2 separate regions of the Homo sapiens genome follow, and region 1 is linked to region 2. The links are chromatin contacts, found by Hi-C or POLR2A ChIA-PET in ENCODE. All regions are on one chromosome and are shown on one strand. The core of a region is the stretch at or near the end of the contact, and the rest is flanking DNA. Distances in the headings are between cores, read along the strand shown. Region 1 holds the start of MCOLN3 (mucolipin TRP cation channel 3). Region 2 holds the start of ZNHIT6 (zinc finger HIT-type containing 6).

Region 1 (6,584 bases), core at 2,038-4,537, 660 kb after region 2:
ATCATCCTGAGGCTATTTGACAGCTGGCTTTTTTTTTTCAAGCAGAAGTATACTCTAAAATAATGATAATAGTATAGTAAATATGTAAGCCAATCACATGGTTGCTTATTATCATTGTCAAGTATTATGTACTGCACATAACTGTATGTTCTACACTTTTATAGACTGGCAGTGCAGTAGTAGTTTATTTACACCAGCATCCCCACAAATAGGTGGATAACGCATTGCTCTACAACGTTATTGCGGTGACATTATTACATCACTAGGTGATAGGAGTTTTTCAACTCTGTTATAATCTTATGAGAAGTGTTGTATACGTAGTCAGTCGTCCACCAAAATGTGTTATAATAGTAAGATACCATTTGGATATTCTAGCAACAACAAAAGCATTACATAGAAACATATGTTGAGGCCAGGTGGGGTGGCTCATGCCTATAATCCCAGCACTTCGGGAGGCCGACGTGGGTGGATCACCTAAGGTCAGGAGTTCAAGACCAGCCTGGCCAACATGGTGAAACTGCATCTCTACTAAAAATACAAAAATTAGGTGGGCATGGTGGCATGTGCCTGTAATCCCAGCTACTCGGGAGGCTGAGGCAGGAGAATCACTTGAGCCCGGGACGCAGAGGTTGCAGTGAGCTGAGATCGAGCAACTGTACTCCAGCCTGGGCAATAGAGCTAGACCCTGTTTCAAAAAACAAAAACAAAAACAAATGTATTCTATGACTATAAATGTATTGATGTTTATTTACAAGAATGACTCACTGACAAGTCCAGAAACACAAACTTATAACATTGTAAAAGTTAAAAGCAAGATTGACTGATAAGATCTTTACCGCTTCTCTTTTATGCACTCCTCTCTTGCTTTCCAGGAATGTTTATGTAAACCTTTGATGTCAGCGTTTCCTGTCTTTCTTTTGATTTGGTTTCAATATATTCCTTTAAGCCAGTAACATCATTATGTTGATTGTTAAGGTTTAATATTCCCCTTTACATTGTTTTAACATCTTTGTCAGAAATCAATTGACCATATATGTGTGAATCTATTTCTGGATTCTATTTTGTTCCATTGCCTATGTGTAGTCTATATGTCTGTCTTCACCAGTACCAAGTTGTTTAGCTTAAATAGCTTTATAGATATAGGTAGGATAAATCCTCCAGTTTTATCTTTCTTTTAAAAAATTGCTTTGGTTATTCTGGATTCTTTGCATTTGCTTCCATAGGAATTTTAGAATCAGGTTGTCAATTTCTACAAAACAGTTTGCTAGAATTTTCATTGAGATTGGGTTGAATCTATAAATGAACTTGGTGAAAACTGACATCTTAATAATACTGAGTCTTGTAATTTATGAACATGGTTGATATTTTCATTAAGTTTTCCAAATAAAAGGGGGAATCAGCATTTATAAGCACATCACATATGCCTCATATAGTAATGGGTGCTTTACATGTATCATATTAATTAAAAATCACCATTCCTTTTATTAGCTAGATTGTGTTAGGGACAAGCTACCCCAAAAAAGCTTCTTGGTACTGCCAACACCCCCGCCCCCCACCCCCGCAAACCTCTCCGTACCACCCCTCCTCTTCCCCCAAACCTTTTTACATTTCTAAGCCCCTATCTAGGCACCGCGGTGAAGCCAGGAGACTTTTACCTATCAGGTCTTGCTGCTATAAAGCAAACCCAATTACAAACCATCCGGACTGCACAGTGGGAGGTCGTGGGAAGTATAAACAAACTTTACCTACACCCTCCGGTACCATAAACGTCACAAGGTGATATGTGGCAGAGTTAACCAACAAACAACTCCAGGGTCTCTCTCCCCCACATAAAACCCTCATTTTGTAAGCTCAGGGCTGCCTCCTCTGTCTGTAATGGAGCAGCCGGCAGGTTGAATAAAGGCTTGCCTGAACTTGGGTCTCGGTCTCTCTCGGTCTCTCTCTCCCTCTCTCTCTCTCTCTCTCGTCCTTTCTCTCGGCTAACTTCACAGATTGCACATAAAAAAGAAAAGGGGTTCAGAGAAGGTAAGTAACTCCCTAGAGACCAATAAGTGGCACAGAAGGGAATTTGGGCCCTCATCTGTCTGACTCCAAAACCTGGCTTTATCTATTCACCGGTCCTTATAACTCAGCTAAAACGAGGGTTAAGCAAGTGCCATCATTTATGACTGTGAACCTCTTCAAAGTTCAGATTGTTCCTGAACAATCAAGCATTTCAAACTCTTACCATCAAGTAAGGAGATAGCGTTACATCGTGTGTAGGCATATGGGGATTAAAGATTACATTATATTTTCCAAATTGCACTTGAGAATTGACTGTGCCAATTATATCCTTTCTGGGTATCTACCTTGTTCACAGTATGTGGGATCCAGGTTGAGGAACAGCATAAAATTCTTGTACCCTGTTGCAAAAATTTATTAGTAATCCATGCATACTGGTTTAGGATTTGAAAACAGGTTTTATAAAAGGTTTGCTAGGTATCGATCTAATTTCAGGAATACCCTAGTAGGGAAATTCAGTGACCTTTACAAATTTACCCGTGGCCAAAAAAAAAAAATAAGTAAAAATTAAAAATCAGAACACATCCAAAGTAATTATAATTAAAATTAACCAAAGTTCCTGATCCAATCCTGATAAGGGGTATTAGGTTTAATATTTACAGATAATTTATGAAGAAAAAGATTACGGTTCAAAGTCTACTTCAGGTATTTCTATTTACATTTCTTGGAAAAGTTTCCCAGGGCTCTTTCTGCCCCAGCCGCCAATCTACAGAAGAGTCTAGTCGACTGTCCACTCATTTCACAGCACTTGTCTGAAACTAGAAGACCCAGGGAGGGAACAAGGTTCAGGCTTGAAACGCTAAGACATTCAAGATTTCACCTTGTATGCAAAAATCAGAATGGGAGGCTGCAGCGGGGCCTCACACTCACCGGAGCTAGGCGCTATAGATCCCGCACCCGCGGAGCCCGGCAACCACCTGAGGGGCCTTGGCCAGGAGGGGGTGGCCCCCCGGCGCCGGCGGCAGCTCCGGAGCAAACCTGGCAAACCCGAGCAGGGCGGTGCGGGTTGCTCAGGGAGAAAATGAAGGGAGTGATAGGGTGGGGGTGGCAGGGAACGGGCACAACGCCGGCTTCCTCCGGACGGCCTCCTGCGTCCCACCTGTGCTCCTGAAAAGCGGCCCCCGACAGGGCGCGGCGGGAACCCGAGCCGGGAGTAGGGTCACGAGTTAAAGCGGCGGGGGCGGGAGGATGCGCGGGCGGCGGACGGGGCGCTCTCCTCCCGTCTGACTCTGGGCGGAGCGGGGCTCGAGGCTGCTGGAGTCGCTCGCTGACTCGCCCTGCGCCCTCGCCGCGGACACCGGAGCTGCGGCCGCTCCCCGCTGTCCCCCAGGTGAGCCCGCGGGGCGCTGCCCCGGGGCGTCGGGTGTCGCGGGAACGGCGCCCGCGGCGCACAGGGAGGGCCGGGGAGGCCGGGAGGCAGCGAGCTGTCGGGGACGCCGCGGGAAGGCCGGGCCGGGCAGTCGGCGCCATGGAGGGCAGGCGGGCTGGAGCTGGGCGCGAGATGCAGCTGTTCCGCGCCGCCCCCAAGCCGCCCGCAGGTCAGTGGAGGAGCGCGCCTGCCGGGCCTGCCCGGGGCTGGGCGGGTGGGGGTGCTCTGCTCCTCGGTCCCCCTCCAGGCCGCCGCCCACCTGTGGCCAGGGCTCAGAGGGCTGGAAGCCACCCCCGCCCGGAGCCCCTGGGCTGGAAGGCTTGGATGCCGGCCGGGGCTCCAGATGGCCTTGACGCGGCTCGGCTGGCCCCTTTCAAGGCGGACTGTCCCCCTGTTAGAGGTGGGGGCGGCTGGAAGTGGGGGCTCAGGCCCGGGTCGCTGCGCTGGCTGAAAGCAGCCGCCAGCCGGGCTGCGGCCGTCTGAGCTCCACGGCAGTGCCCGGGGATGGCAGCGACCGCTCTGGGACATCGCTGCAACCCTGCAGATCTTTCTCGCACACACTACCCAACAAAAGTGTCAACCCTTGTTGTTTGTTTGTTTGAAAAAAAAAGAAGACTGGAGAGACTAAAGTTTTGTGTCTGGTGAAGTGGGAAAGCGCTTCTGAAAAAACGAGGTTGCATAACTTTGTCGCCAACTGGGAGGCCTTTGCTATTTATACACTCCCGGGCTTTCTCCAATTTTCTACAGCTTACTCCAATCAAGCCTCTGCCCGCCAGGAACAGGTAACCTGTGTGTGTCCGTTTGCTCCTTCTAAGAGCATGCCTGATAGATACTTCGGTAGCCTCTCCGGATGGCCCCTTCGTCGGGTAGCCTCTCCTGATGGGGTCCTTCGCCCACCCTGCCTCCCGCGCCGGCGCTCCGGGTGAATGTCAAGGGTGGCTGGCTGCGAATACCTCCTTCAGCTGCTGGGGTTCCCGACAGTTTGCAGTTTTTAAAAGTGCACCCTCGGAAGGGCTTTTCAGACTGGGTAAACCTGACTTTTCCAAGGTCAGCATCTGGTCCTGGTGAATGAAATGTCTACCGGGACAACTCGTTGTGATGTGCTGAATATATGCTGGTTGGCTTGTTTTCTCTTTGTTCCTGTGGATTACTGTACATGGTGTGTGGCTAGTTTGTTTAAAATTTAATTTTCCCTGTATCAAAGTGGAAAGCGCTTAGTGTCAATATACAACTCACCAACATGCTTATTAACAGCTTCATCATTATGTTGGTGTTCATATGCGAGCTTTGGTCAACATGAAATCATCTGCGTTTTAAGTCCTATAGATAAAGTCTCCTTAAATGCTGGTTAAAATATCCTGCCTTTTTGAAGGAAGTAAAACTGTTAAGTGAAAATCCTAATTTATTAATAACTTTTTCTTTCCTTTATGCCTTTACCTAAGAATTACTGCATTTATGCTTTGACAGGCATTTTAACACGCACACAGGAGCCACACTTTAATGAGTTATATAATAATTATTTCATTTTGAAGGTACTGCATTTGCCATACAGTAAATATGTTTTATGGTTTATTCATCCAGCAGTATCCTTATTAATCTTTTCATTAACAAGAGTTTAAGAACCTTCCCCATGCTATTCTTTATAGCCAGTATCTATTGTTCGGAGATGTTGGGCTTCCTAAGAATGCTTGAATTGGAATCAAAAGTGGGGTTCTAGACTTGGAAAGCAGCATGGTATCTAACCAGTGACTTGTAAGATATTGTATGAATGCAGGTTACAATTTTCCTTCTTCATTGCTGAGTACAAGTTATTATTAAAATGTCAAATAAAGCCTGCCTTTCTATTCCGTATGGAAGGACGCTACTCATTGTTTGGGGTATTTTACTTTGAACAGGTTTCCATAGTATAATATCAATCTTAGTCTGAGGGAAAATCCAAGATCCATCCCAGTCTCTAGAGTGACTTCTCCGTCACTTTGAAAAAACTGATTCTGAAGACAATAAAACCAGCCCGACCCAACCCTTTTCAAACGTACCTGCCCCCCCCCCCAAATAGATATGAAGTACTTTGAAAATATGCTATAAATATAAGGCCTTCAATAAAAAGTCATTACAAGCGATGCCACAGACTGGGAATTAGGCTTAAATTGAGGGCCCATTTTCCCCTTTGTACAACAGTTATGTTTCCTGAGGCTCATACTGCCCCTTAAGAACCTTACTGGCTTTCTAGGAAGCCACCCTGTCTGCTGTGGGTGTTAGGTAGGTGAGTCTGCTTAGCGCTAGACCCTATGCAAAGGCTTTGTTTACTGTTTTATTTAATGCTCTCTACACTCATAACTATTTAATTCTGGCTACAATCATAGAAGGGTAGGTGTAGTTATTCCCATTTTGCTGGAGAGGAAACTGAGGCTCAGAAGGGCTAAGTGATTTCCCTGAGATTGCAGAAACGTCAAGTCATGGAACCAGGATTAGAAACCAAACTGAATCTTGTTCTTTACACTACACCCTGCTATCTTTAACTCGGTGGTTTTAAACATTTTTTGATAATCTGTGAAAGTTTTAGTTACCTCCCAGGAAAAAGTGTCCACAGCCACATATATGAAAGTTTTCATATAACTTCAAGGCCCACCTACCCTCTGAAGTCCTTCCCCCAGGTCCTCAGGTCTCTGATCCTCTAACTATACTGAGTGAGGCAGAAAACATATACATCCTATATATATGTACATATAATCTTTTACTAATGGGAGCAGCCCTTGAATTTGGTAACTTTGAACTAGGTGAAAATTCACTTTGTAATTAAAACAAATAAAAAAGTGACGTCCTACATTGGAACTGATTCTGTAAACATCTAAAATGCAGTTTAGAGCAATGGTGCTTATTTGAAACCAGGACTTCTGTATGGGCTTCTCCTTGCAATATTAAAGAATATGGACTTGTGTCTTTACTCACTAAATGGAAATGTTGGTTGTTGTTGTTGTTGTTTTTTTCCTCTAGAGATGGCAGATCCTGAGGTAGTTGTGAGTAGCTGCAGCTCTCATGAAGAGGAAAATCGCTGCAATTTTAACCAGCAAACATCTCCATCTGAGGAGCTTCTATTAGAAGACCAGATGAGGCGAAAACTCAAATTTTTTTTCATGAATCCCTGTGAGAAGTT
Region 2 (6,678 bases), core at 4,179-6,678:
CTACATTAGCTTGGGTGGATCGTGGCCCACCTCAACTCAAGATGCTTATAAAAACACAAAGTTAGCCCAGCAAGTGTCCAAGGAGGCAGAAGAACACCAGGAAAGCTGATAACTGTGTATACCAGTTGGTTTAGAACAGTTGTCTTCTTCCCTCCACCCAAAAGTCTAGATGATTACCCAGAAGACAGCAGCTCTTGGAAATGGGATGGCAATGTGGGAGTACTGGAAGTTAACCTGAGAGGCGTATGCTCTTCATAGGAGGGCAGACTGGGGCTAGTGCAGCCCAGATTGTAACACCAGAGGCTTTCTACCATGATGCTCATCCACTCTTCTGCTTACCCTCCACACTGAAAAGAATAACCAGAAGAGTTGCAATCCAAATCCTATGCTTTTGATCCTACCTTTCAAATATGAATTACAACTATGCTTGCTAATACTCTCAAAGGAATAGGAGCTCACCAGAGAAAATATTATAAAATCTGGACTGTAATTCTAAAAGATTTTTTTAAGCTGGATAATTTATACTGGAGGGACAGAATTAATGGACAAAAAACTGAAGATTTTTAAAAGAGTCAAAAGTCGGGCATGGTGGCTCACGCCTGTAATCCCAGCACTTTGGGAGGCCAAGGTGGGTGGATCACCTGAGGTCAGGAGTTCAACACCAGCCTGGCTAATATGGCAAAACCCTGTCTCTACTAAAAATACAAAAATTATCTGGGTATGGTGGTGGGCACCTGTAATCCCAGCTACTGGGGAGGCTGAGGCAGGAGAATCACTTGAACCTGGGAGGCGGAGGTTGCAGTGAGCCAAGATAGCACCATTGCCCTCCAGACTGGACAACCAGAGCGAGACTCCATCTCAAAAAAATAAATAAATAAAACGAGTTAAAGGACTACCTTCAGAGAGATAAAAAGGGATATTAGAAATATGAAGCAAAATAAGCTACAGACAATGGTTATGAAAAACATAGTGACTGAAATGAGCTTAGTGGATAGGTTGACTAACAGATTGCATACCATCAAATACCAAAATAGTAAGGTAGAAATTACTTGGGGAACTCTCCCAGAAAGTATCTGGAAGCAATAAAGAGATGGGAAACATAAAAGTTAAAAGGTATGCAGAAAACTCTGATAACAAAACCTAACATTACAAGAAAAAAGAACTACAGATAAATAAACATCCTTCATAGACGAAAACTCCTAAACAAAATGTAAGTTAATTGAATACAATTATATAGAGATATTATAAAACATTTGAGTTTATTAAGGTTGCAGGATATGAAATCAAAATACAAAAATCAATTGTATTTCTGCAACCTAGCAATGAAAAATCCAAAATGAAATTAAATGAGTAATTTCATTCAAAATCACATCAAGGCCAGGTGTGGTGGCTCACGCCTGTAATTTCAGCACTTTGAGAAGCTGAGGTGGGCGGATCCCTTGAGCCCAGGAGTTTGAGACCATCCTGGGCAACATGGCAAAACCCCATCTCTACAAAAAATACCAAAAAAAATTTAGCTGGGCATGGTGGCATGCGCCTGTGGTCCCAGCTACTTGGGAGGTTGAGGTGGGAGAATAGCTTCAACTCAGGAGGTCGAGGCTGCAGTGAGCCATGATTTTGCCACTGTACTCCAGCCTGGGTGACAGAGGGAGACCCTGTGTCAATTTAAAAAAAAACAAAAACCACATCAAGAATAAAATGCTTAGGAATAAATTTAGCAAAAGATATGTAAAAACTTGTACACTGAAAACTACAAAGCATTGTTAAGTGAAGTTAAAGACAATATAAATAAATGGATGGCATTCCGTTTTCATGGATAAGACACAATGTTGTTAAGATGACAATCCTCCCCTCACTTATCTATATATTCCACACAATCCCTATGAAAATCCCACAAGTTCTTTTGTAGAAATTGACAAGCTGGCACTAAATACACAGAGATGCAAACAACCAAGAATAGCCAACACAATTTTCAAAAGAAAAGAAAGTTGGACTTACTATAAAGTTATAATAGAGTATGGTATTTGTGTAAGGATAGACATATAGATCAGTAAAACAGAATATAAGGTCCAGAAATAAATCTTTATCTTTGTGGTCAATTGATTTTTTTAAATATCAAGGCAATTCAAGGAAAAAGAATAGGCTTCAACAACTGGTGCTTGGACAATAAGATATCCATATTAAAAAAAAGAAACTTAAACCATTACCTTGTCCACCTTATGGATGATATCCTTAGTTCTGCCACATGTGGGTTCCACCAACCATGGATCAAATTTCCACAGCTGGTGGAACCTACAGATGTGGAACCATGGATGCAGATGGCAGATTGTAGGACTTGAGCGTTCTCAGATCTGTGGTGGTCCTGGAACCAATCCCCACAGAAACAGAGGGATGACTCTAGATACAAAAGCCAACTCAAAATGGATCACAGACCTAAATGTAAAAGCTAAAACTATAAAACTTCTAGAAAATATAGGAGAAATATCTCTTTGCAACCTTGGGCTAGGCAAAAAGTTATTAGTGTGACACAAAAAGCACCATTCATTTAAAAATTGAGAGGCTGGGTGCAGTGGCTCACTCCTGTAATCCCAGCACTTTGGGAGGTGGGTGGATTACCTGAGGTCAGGAGTTCGAGACCAGCCTGGCCAACATGGTGAAACTCCATCTCTAATAAAAATACAAAAATAATTAGTCAGGTGTGGTGGCACCTGCCTGTAGTCCCAGCTACTCGGGAGGCTGAGGCAGGAGAATCACTTGAACCCAGAAGGCGGAGGTTGCAGTGAGCAGAGATCCCGCCATTGCACTCCAGCCTGGGTGACAAGAGCGAGACTCCATCACAAAAAATAAAAATAAAAATTGATAAACTGGATTTAATTGAAGTGTAAAATTTTTGCTCTTTTAAAGATACAACTAAGAAAAGGAAAAGCCACAAACTGGGAGAAAATATTTGCGAACCATACAAGGAATTGGTATTAATTATGCATTGCTTTGTATCAATTATCCAGAAATTTGGCAGTTTAAAACAAGAAACATTTATCCCCTCCCACAATTTCTGAGTGTCCGGAATCTGGGTTCAGTTGTTGGCCAGAGCCGCAGTCATGTAAAGCTGGACTAAGACTAGAGAATCTTCCTCCAAACACATTCATATGCTATTGACAGGCTGAAATTCCTTGCTGATTGTTGGCCAGTGCATTCGTTTGCCAAGGCCACTATAATGAACTAGCATAGACTGAGTGACTTAAATTTATTTTCTCACAGTTCTAGACGCTAGAACTCCAAAATAAGTTGTCACCAGTCTTGTTTTTTTCTGAGGCCTCTCTCGCTGGCATGCAGGTGGCCACCTCACTGTATCATCGTATAGTCTTTTCTCTCTGCAGGCATCCCTCGTGTCTCTTTTTGTGTCCAAATTTCCTCTTCTTATAAAGATATCAGTCAGATTGGATTAGGGCCGACCTTAATGGTCTCATTTTAACGAAATCACCTTTAAAGGTCCTATCTCCAAATATACTCACAGTCTAAGGTACTGGGTGTTACGGATTTAACACACGAATTTGAGGGGACACAATTCAGCCTGTAAGAGCCAGTAACTTCGGCCCACTACCACATGGGCCTCTTGGTACTCACAACCTGGCAGCTTGCTTCCCCCAGAGTGAATGATCTAGGAAGGAGACCAAAAAAGCAAGAGCCTAAGGCAGAAACCACAGCCTTTCTCCAAACCTAATCTTAGAGGTAACGTATTACTTCTGCTGTATGCTATCAGTGACACAGACCAATCCTGGGATGATGCAGGAGCAGTCTACACATTGGTCTGAACACTGTGGGGGTGGAGAATCACTGGGGAACATACTGGTGCTTGTCTACCACAAACCTATATCCATAATATATGAAGAACTACTACAATTTGATAATAAAAGACGTCAATTAAAAATGGGCAAAAGATCTGAATAAACATTTCATTAAAGAAAATATCCAAATGGCCAGTTGGCAGATGAAAAGATGTTCAACATCATTAGTCATTAAAGAAATGTAAATTCTCAATGACGTACCCCTACACATCTATAATCAAATAACTGATAATACTAAGAATTGGCCGGGATGTAGAGAAATAGGAACCCTCAGCCAGTAGGAATGTAAAATGGTATAGCTACTTTGGAAAACAGTTTGGGCATTTCTTTAAAAATTAACATAAATTTATATGGCCCAGCAATTCCACTCCTAGTTATTTACTTAACGGGAAATGTAAACATGTCCACACAAAGACTTGCATATGAATGTGGAAGCAGAATTATTCGTAATAGCCCAAACTGGAAACAAGCCAAATGCCCACCAACTGGTACATGCATGAAAAAACGTGCCACATTCATACAATGCAATGTTATTCAGCAATACCGGGCATTAGGCACTTTCGCCTAATATATTTATGATGTTCTCTGAGAGAATCCTGCAGAATGCTGGGAATGGGGAATAGCCTGACGCAGGCTGTTACTTAGAAAGAATGGAAAGAAAAATTAATGCCCTCTTTCCTACTTGAAACCCATCATGATTCCCAGTTATACACTGAGTTTGTGTCTGTCACTGACAGTTGATTCCTATGCATGATCTCATATTATCTTCGCAATGACACTGGGAGATTTATATTAATAATACCATGCTCCCTAGTTTATAGCTTCAAGAAACTAAAGCTTGCAAAGGTGTAACATCAGGTGTGTCCTTTTTCATACAAGATTGGATTTAATGGTTAACACAGATAAGGGTGGGTTTTCCCATTTCCAGAGTGTAAGGGTTTCGCTTCTCTCCCTCTGCCGGTCTCCTCCACTGTTTACACCCAGTAGGGCGTGGAGGGTGGCCTAGGGTGTGGCCCAGGAGGCTTCCCTAAGGGAAGGGGGTGGTGGAAACCAGGCGGTTTGAAGCCCATCAGGATTCCCAGTTATATATCGAGTTTGTGTCCGTCACTGCTAGTTGATTTCCATGCATGATCTCATATAATCTTTGCAATGACACTGGGAGATTTATATTAATAATACCATGGTCCCTAGTTTATAGCTTTAAGAAACTAAAGCTTGGAAAGGCCTAATAACATCAGGTGTGTCCTCCATTTTCATGCAAGATTGGATTTAATGGTTAACACAGATTAGGGTGGGTTTTCCCACTTCCAGAGTGTAAGGGTTTCGCTTCTCTCCCTCTGCCGGTCTCCTACACTCTTTACACCCAGCAGGGCGTGGAGGGTGGCCCAGGGAGTGGCCCAGGAGGCTTCTCTAAGGGAAGAGGGTGGTGGAAACCAGGAAGGAGACGAGAACCCCAGCGGGCAAGTCACGCAGTTACGCTTGTTCGCCCAGAGAATCCGGCAGGGCCTCCGCAGAGCCGTAAAGAGCTCTACAAGTCGTGAAGGGGCGAGGCGCAAAAGCGTAGCTTTACGGCGATTCGAGCAGTCGCGTCAAGCAGGCTATTCCGGGTTTGTGGCTGCTTGGCTCCACACGTGGGCCGCCGTAGGTATTCCGACCGGTAATTCCTCCTATTGGTGTGCAGCAGCCACATTGAAGGATAGAGTGGCAGCAGAGGCCAAGGATCGTGAGTTGATGGAGTTTGCTGCTGAAAATGAAGGGAAGTCTGGGGGAGGTCTCCACAGCGTAGCTGAGGGGGTGCGGCTAAGTCCAGAGCCTGGCAGGGAGGGAGTAAGGGACTTAGCAGGGGCGGAGGAGTTCGGCGGCGGAGAGGAGGGGACAGGGCTGACAGGGATAAAGGAGATAGGGGATGGAGAGGAAGGAAGTGGACAAAGGCCAGAGGAAATACCGATGGACCTAACGGTAGTGAAGCAGGAAATTATAGACTGGCCAGGTACAGAAGGCAGGTTGGCTGGCCAGTGGGTAGAACAGGAGGTGGAGGATAGGCCTGAGGTGAAGGATGAGAACGCAGGCGTATTGGAGGTGAAGCAGGAGACGGATAGTAGTTTAGTGGTAAAAGAAGCGAAGGTGGGTGAACCAGAGGTAAAGGAAGAGAAGGTAAAGGAAGAGGTAATGGACTGGTCAGAAGTGAAGGAAGAGAAGGATAACTTGGAGATAAAACAGGAGGAGAAGTTTGTTGGTCAATGCATAAAAGAGGAATTGATGCATGGAGAGTGTGTAAAAGAAGAGAAGGATTTCCTGAAGAAAGAAATCGTGGATGATACAAAGGTGAAAGAAGAGCCTCCGATAAATCACCCGGTGGGCTGCAAGCGGAAACTGGCCATGTCAAGGTAGGGCATGGGGGATTCCATTTAGGGGAATAAAGCTGTGGAGTCCTCATGTCTAGAGTGAAGGAAACCACACTATCAGGAGAAGGTGGAATAATGAAAAATGAGCACAAGTTTGGGTTTCTGGAGTCAGACGGCGTTCGCGGGGGTGGGTTGGGAAGTGGAGGGTGTTGTACATGACAACACAACAAATTCAGTGAAAATACATGAAATTAGTAGTGTCCAATGGGTAATGGTCAAGTTAGGAAAGTGGAAATTCTGGGGACCAAAAGATCAGTTGGAACTGGATCTGGCTTGACTTAATATGCTCTTTACTCGGTATTCCTTTGAGAGAGAATAGAGATGAGAAAGTCTAATAAAACTAACAATGACAAAGTAGATTAAGTTAAAACTAGGCAAAAATACACTTGACCTCAATTATCAAGCTTCTTCATGGGTGCTGTGAATAT

The links. Hi-C counts contacts between places; a loop is a spot of excess contacts on that map. ChIA-PET counts read pairs that join two places held with the same protein, here RNA polymerase II (POLR2A). Pooled maps may share reads with other maps.
Region 1: a loop to region 2 is called in a pooled map, with 2.7 times the contacts of the local background. The contact joins the promoter of MCOLN3 here to the promoter of ZNHIT6 in region 2. A Hi-C loop is called at or near these places in 2 of 50 pooled maps. POLR2A ChIA-PET finds 5 or more read pairs at or near these places in 2 of 52 experiments (AG04450 and activated T-cell).

Annotation. Positions count from the first base shown.
Region 1 is chr1:85,045,203-85,051,786 of GRCh38, reverse strand. It overlaps MCOLN3 (mucolipin TRP cation channel 3), which reads left to right and starts at 3,287. Exons shown (of 13, transcript NM_018298.11): 1 at 3,287-3,391; 2 at 6,425-6,584. The coding sequence starts at 6,427. RefSeq lists silencers at 2,886-3,025, 3,056-3,805.
Region 2 is chr1:85,707,183-85,713,860 of GRCh38, reverse strand. ZNHIT6 (zinc finger HIT-type containing 6) reads left to right here and starts at 5,428. Exons shown (of 10, transcript NM_017953.4): 1 at 5,428-6,232. The coding sequence starts at 5,577. RefSeq lists enhancers at 4,505-5,337, 5,276-5,635, 5,338-6,171.